2 separate regions of the Homo sapiens genome follow, and region 1 is linked to region 2. A link is a contact called in ENCODE Hi-C or POLR2A ChIA-PET data. All regions are on one chromosome and are shown on one strand. The core of a region is the stretch at or near the end of the contact, and the rest is flanking DNA. Distances in the headings are between cores, read along the strand shown. Region 1 has its middle 17 kb from the start of KLF2. Region 2 holds the start of FAM32A (family with sequence similarity 32 member A).

Region 1 (3,106 bases), core at 439-2,938, 160 kb after region 2:
CCAGAGCAGTGAGTGGCTTATGCCTGTAATCCCAGCACTCTGGGAAGCCGAGGCGGGCAGATCACTTGAGCCCAGGACTTCCAGACCAGCCTGGCCAACAAAAATTAGCCAGGCATGGTGGAGTGCACCTGTAATCCCAGCTACTCGGGAGGCTGAGGCAGGGGGATCACTTGAACCCGGGAGGCAGAGGCTGCAGTGAGCTAATATTGCTCCACTGCACTCCAACCTGCTGGGCGACAGAGTGAGACTGTCTCAAAAAACAATTGGGATGTTCATCAAAGCACTATTCATAACAGCCAAAAAGTAGAAACAACCCAAGTGTCCATTAGAGAATGAATAAGAAAACTGTGATCCATACATACAATGGAATATTATTCAGCCATGAAAAGGAATGAAGCACTGATCCATGCTACAATGTGGATGAGCCCCCAAAACATTCTGAGTGAGAGAAGCCAGACGCGAAAGCCCACATAGTGTGAGATTCCACTGATACAAAATGCCCAGAACAGGCAAATCCAGAGAGACAGGAAGCAGATGAGTGGCTGCCAGGGGCTGGGGGAGGGGAATGGGGAGTGGCTGCTGATGGGGACAGGGTCTCCTCTTGGGGGATGCAAATGTTCTGGAATTAGACAGAGGTGATGGTTGCACAACATTGTGAATGCACGAAATGCCACTACCGTGTACACTTCATGGTTAGTTTTATGTTATGTGAATTTCAGCTCAATTTTAAGGTGTAAAAAAAGCAATTGAGAATAAGTTGCTTCTGTTGTAAAACGTTACTTTTTTTTTCAGACGGAGTCTTGCTCTGTCGCCCACGCTGGAGTGCAGTGGTGCAATCTCGGCTAACTGCAACCTCCGCCTCCCAGGTTCAGGTGATTCTCCTGCCTCGGCCTCCCCAGCAGCTGGAATTACCGGCGCCCGCCACCACTCCCAGCTAATTTTTGTATTTTTAGTAGAGACGGGTTTCACTGTGTTGGCCAGAAGGGTCTCAAATGCCTGACCTCAAGTGATCCACCCACCTTGGCCTCTTAAAATGCTGGGATTACAGGCATGAGCCACCATGCGCAGCCACATTACTATTTTTAATACAGTTATTTTGTCAATATAACATAAAGTTTGGACCGAGTATCCACTGATGAATGAATGGATAAACAAAATGTGGTCTATCCATCTATCCAGACAATGGAATAGTATTCAGTTTTTAAAAAGAAAGAGATTATAGGGCCGGGCGCGGTGGCTCACGCTTGTAATCCCAACACTTTGGGAGGCCGAGGCGGGCGGATCATGAGGTCAGGAGTTCGAAACTAGCCTGGCCAACATGGTGAAACCCAGTCTATACTAAAAATACAAAAATTAGCTGGGCGTGGCGGTGCGTGCCTGTAATCCCAGCTACTCGGGAGGCTGAGGCAGGAGAATTGTTTGAACCCAGGAGGCGGAGGTTGCAGTGAGCCGAGATCACGCCATTACACTCCAGCCTGGGCAGCAGTGCAAGACTACAATTCAAAAAAAAAAGAAAAGAAAAGAAAAGAAAAAGAGAAAGATTCTGACACATACATGCTCCAACAGGAACTATCCTAAGTGAAATACGCCAGACACAAAAAGAGAAATACTGTATGAGTCCATGCATCAGATTCATAGAGACAGGAAGTAGAATGGTGGGTGCGAGGGGCTGGGGGAGGAGGAAATGGGGAATGAGTATTTAGTGGGGGCAGAGTTTCAGTTTTACAAGCTGACAAGAGCTCTGCTGCGTAACATGAATGGACTGGGGTGAGCCGTGAGGGCTGGAGGGCCCTCAGACAAGAGAAAGGATGACAGTTCCAAGGCTTCAAACAGATGCTCTGAGAGAACCAGTCCTCAGAAAGGCTGAGAATCCCTGGAATTTTTCCTGGGCTGGAAGGGATCTGCTCTATGGCTTAAAGGTCTTGGCCAAGGGCCTGAAGAACCACCCATCTTCCAGGGCCCAGGCACTCCGACTCCTCAAATTTAAATACAGGCGCTTTCTACGCATGAGTGCCAAACCATTTCCAGTAAGTCTCATTGTCAGCTATAAAAATAACCACTGTTGAAGCAGAGACAAGCTCGTGATGCAGCCAGGCAGTGCCACAGAGAGGCAATGGCATCTGTCCCTGTCAAATGGAAAGTCCCCTGGCCAAGCCTCTGAATTCAAGTGAACATCTTGGTCTTGGATGTGACCATCTGAATGGTGGTCGAGAAAGTGCTTGGTCCATAGAAGGCACCCAGGACACTCGAGCCCCCTTCTCTCCCATGACCTTCGTACAATGGCACGGAATGGAGACGCAGGGCTGGGACTTCCCCTCCACCACACCGGTTTCCTTTACAATGAGATTCCATTCCTATAATGAGGAATAATGTAGTAGCTTAGTTAATACAGACAGAACTGCCCCTCAGTCGGTTCTTGGGTAGTGGAGCTAGAATATACAGGCCCTGCTCTAAAAGCTCAAAGCAATCCCTGGACAGTAACCATAGCTTTAATAATACTCATCTGGGCCGGGTGCGGTGGCTGAAGCCTGGAATCCCAGCACTTTGGGAGGCCGAAGCGGGCAAATCACAAGGTCAGGAGTTCGAGACCAGCCTGGCCAACATAGTGAAAGCCCATCTCTACTAAAAATACAAAAAAATTAGCTGGGCTTAGTGGCGGGCACCTGTAATCCCAGCTGCTCGGGAGGCTGAGGCAGGAGAATTGCTTGAACCCGGGAGGCGGAGGTTACATGAGCTGAGATCGTGCCACTGCACTACAGCCCAGGTGACACAGTGAGACTCCATCTAAAATAATAAGAATAATACCCATCTGAATGAATAATAACAAAAACCAGTACCACTGGCTAGGAGGCGGAAGTGGGGTTATGGGGAATTGCTCAATGGGTACAGAGTGTCAATTTCACAAAATGAGAAAGTTCTAGAGATCTGTTGCAGAATGGTGTGAATATATTTAACACTGCTGAACCACGCACTTGAAAGTGGTTTTTTTAAAAAAAAAGTGGTTAAAGTGGAGCTGGATGCAGTGGCATGCACCTGTAGGCCCAGTTACTCCAGAGGCCGAGGCGGGAGGATTGCTTGAGCCTAGGAGTTTGAATCCAGCCCGGGC
Region 2 (3,346 bases), core at 773-3,272:
TTACATTCACAACAGCAGCACGTTTGAGTTCCAGTTTCAACACATCTTCACAGATACTTGGTAGGCACAGCCTTTTTAAATTTTTCCCATAATAGTTTTTTTTTTTACTAGGTTTTTGATACAGAGGGAAATAGAGAAGAAACCAAAAATTCCGATAGTCCTCTGCTGACATTAAAAAGATATATTCAAGGGCCGGGCACGGTGGCTCACGCCTGTAATCCCAGCACTTTGGGAGGCTGAGGCAGGCGGATCACCTGAGTTCAGGAGTTCGAAACCAGCCTGGACAACATGGCAAAACCCTATCTCTACTAAAAATACAAAAATTAGCGGGGCATGGTGGTGGGCGCCTGTAATCCCAGCTACTCAGGAGGCTGAAGCAGGAGAATCTCTTGAACCTGGGAGGTGGAAGTTGCAGTGAGCCAAAATCGTGCCACTGCATTCCAGCCTGGGCAACAGAGCGAGACTCTGTCTCAAAAAAAAAAAAAAAGATATATGCATGTACACATCGTATGTAAGAAAACCGCACAGTACTGAAAGGATGAAAAGAAAGAAAGAAAGGGCCAGGGGTGGTGGCTCACGCCTGTAATTCTAATGCTTCAGGAGGACTGCTTGAGGACAGGAGTTTGAGACCAACCTGGACAACACAGCAATACCCTATCTCTATTGATTTTTTTTTTTTTTTTTTTTTTTTGAGACGGAGTCTTTGTCTGTTGACCAGGCTGGAGTGCAGTGGTGCGATTTTGGCTCACTGCAACCTCCGACTCCCGGGTTCAAGCGCTTCTCCTGCCTCAGCCTACCAAGTAGCTGAGACTACAAGCGCAGGCTACTATGCCCAGCTAATTTTTGCTTTTTGTGTTTTGTTTTGTTTTGTTTTAGTAGATACAGGGTTTCGCCATGTTGGCCACGCTGGTTTCCAACACCTGACCTCACGTGAACCGCCTACCTTGGTCTCCCAAAGTGCTGATTTAAATATATATGTACTTTTTTTTTGAGATGGAGTCTCTCTCTGTCGCCCAGGCTGGAGTGCAGTGGTGTGATTTCAGCTCACTGCAACCTCCGCCTCCCGGGTTCAAGCGATTCTCCTGCCTCAGCCTCCCGAGTAGCTGAGACTACAGGCGCCCGCCACCACGCCCAGGTAATTTTTTGTATTTTTAGTAGAGACGGGGTTTCACCGTGTTAGCCAGAATGGTCTCCATCTCCTGACCTCGTGATCCGCCCACCTCGTTTTCCCAAAGTGCTGGGATTACAGGCGTGAGCCACCGCGCCCGGCATAAAATAGATTTTTAATTGTTTTAACATACCACCAACCTTGTCACATGATATTGTCATTTACCTAAAGCTGAAAAATTAATGAATACTGATTAGGTTTACAAAATTAGGTTCAGCTATCCAGTGAACGCTCAAAATATGGCAATAAAAGAGAACGGGGGTGGTGGGGCGTGGCTCAGGCCTGTGATCCCTGCGCTTTGGAAGGCCGAAGCAGGAGGATCACTTGAACCCACGAGTTCGAGACCAGCCTGGACAACACAGCGAGACCCCATCTCGACAAAAAAATTTAAATGAAAATATTAGCCGCGCTCAGTGGCGCCCGTCTGCAGTCTGCTACTGGGGAGGCTGAGGCGGGAGGATCTCTTGAGCCCAAGGGTTCAAGGCTGCAGTGAGCCACGATCGCGCCACTCCACTCCAGCCTAGGTGACAGACCAAGATCGTGTCTCTAAAAAAGAAAAAAAAATCAAGGAGAGAGAACAGGTCACCCAAAAGTGCGCAAAACGCTCAAAAAGGGGTTGGGTTTCCAGCACCCTGTGTGAAGAATGGGAGACCGGAAGTGGGCGCCAAATTCGGAAGTGTGGCAGCAGATAGGAATCGAAGGGCACTCATTCGCTTGGCTCTCTGTCCCGCCCACTACCCGGAAGTGTGGCCCGGGTCCAGAACCAAGAGCGCATGCTCACCTTGTAGCTCAGCCAATCAAAGAGAAGCGAGGCGGCCATTCGGGCGGAAATAGTGTTTGCAAACAGGAAGTGTGGCACTCCAGCTACCGAAGCACTGGAGAGTGTCATGGAGGCCTACGAGCAGGTCCAAAAGGGACCCCTGAAGCTGAAAGGCGTCGCAGAGCTGGGAGTGACCAAGCGGTGAGGCCCGAGGGCCCGCGGGATTCCGTCTTCATCCCCCTTAGACCTTTTCTCGGGACCCCTGGCCCTGATCCTCCGACCCGCCGCCTCCTCATGTCTTTTTCCAGGAAGAAGAAAAAGAAGGACAAAGACAAAGCGAAACTCCTGGAAGCAATGGGAACGAGCAAAAAGAACGAGGAGGAGAAGCGGCGCGGCCTGGACAAGCGGACCCCGGCCCAGGCGGCCTTCGAGAAAATGCAGGAGAAGCGGGTGAGCAGAAGCAGAAGGCGGCGGGGAGGCGGGAACACCCGGCGCCGGGAGACTGGAAATTGGGGTCAGGGCTGGGACGCTCCGAGGGCAGGGGAGCGGTCAGAGGAGACCTTAATTACGGGGAGAGGATGCTGTACGTGAGTGAGAGAAGAGTCGCCCTCTGCCGGGGGAGCTCCAAGGATGAGAAGACCCCGCTGGCCCGAGTGGGCAGCAGAGGGGAGAGCTAGAACTGGCGTTGAAAGGAGGCCAGAGCTGGAGACCCGGGTTTGGATTCCAGTGCTGTGGCTTATTTGCCCTGCGACACTAGGCCAGTGACTTTCTTATTTCCGTGCCTCAAGTTTCCTCTTCTGTACGAGTCAGGGTAGTAACTTATTCTAAGAGGGTTGGGAACTTGAGAGGAAGTCATGAAAGTAAAAAGCAGTGCATACATGTTCAGTGGATGCCAGCTCTTGATATTAAATGGCCATGCTCGCCGCTCGAAGTCACCACAAAGTTTGTTTCCAAGACAACTTTGTTTGGCAGATTCAAACATGCTGTATTTTTTAAAAAATTAGTTATTTTTGGCGGGGTCAGAGCACTGCAGCCTCTGCCTCCGGGGTTCAAGCAATTCTCCTGCCTCAGCCTCCCGAGTAGCTGGGATTGCAGGCGCCCGCCACCACACCTGGCTAATTTTGGTATTTTTCGTAGAGATGCGGTTTCACCATGTTGGCCAGGCTGATCTCGAACTTCTGATCTCAAGTGATCCGCCCGCCTCAGCTTCCCAAAGTGCTGGGATTACAGGCGTGAGCCACCGCACCCAGTCTCAGCTGTTGATATTGAATGGCCATGCCCATGACGACTTTGTTTGTATTGTATTATAAGGCTCCGATAAATTATTTTTTCTTAACACCATAAATGTGTGCAGTGGAGAACAGAAGAGTTCACAGTAAGACAGAAACTGGGTCCATTATGCTGGGGAGAGGGAATAA

The links. Hi-C counts contacts between places; a loop is a spot of excess contacts on that map. ChIA-PET counts read pairs that join two places held with the same protein, here RNA polymerase II (POLR2A). Pooled maps may share reads with other maps.
Region 1: a loop to region 2 is called in a pooled map, with 4 times the contacts of the local background. The contact joins the enhancer-like site here to the promoter of FAM32A in region 2. A Hi-C loop is called at or near these places in 1 of 168 maps with a recorded cell type or tissue (breast epithelium) and 8 of 50 pooled maps. POLR2A ChIA-PET finds 5 or more read pairs at or near these places in 8 of 52 experiments (CD4-positive, alpha-beta T cell, CD8-positive, alpha-beta T cell, Caco-2 and 4 more).

The regions. Positions count from the first base shown.
Region 1 is chr19:16,340,454-16,343,559 of GRCh38, forward strand. No RefSeq gene overlaps it. Among named protein-coding and RNA genes, the nearest start is that of KLF2, 17 kb to the left of the region's middle. RefSeq lists an enhancer at 2,128-2,357. Within about 2 kb of position 1,689, at least 21 of the 41 ENCODE cell types and tissues checked have a DNase peak (open chromatin) inside an H3K27ac peak, as active enhancers do; they include CD4-positive, alpha-beta T cell and CD8-positive, alpha-beta T cell, where a contact is called at or near this core.
Region 2 is chr19:16,183,388-16,186,733 of GRCh38, forward strand. FAM32A (family with sequence similarity 32 member A) reads left to right here and starts at 2,023. Exons shown (of 4, transcript NM_014077.4): 1 at 2,023-2,129; 2 at 2,237-2,378. The coding sequence starts at 2,056. RefSeq lists enhancers at 1,030-1,665, 1,568-1,617.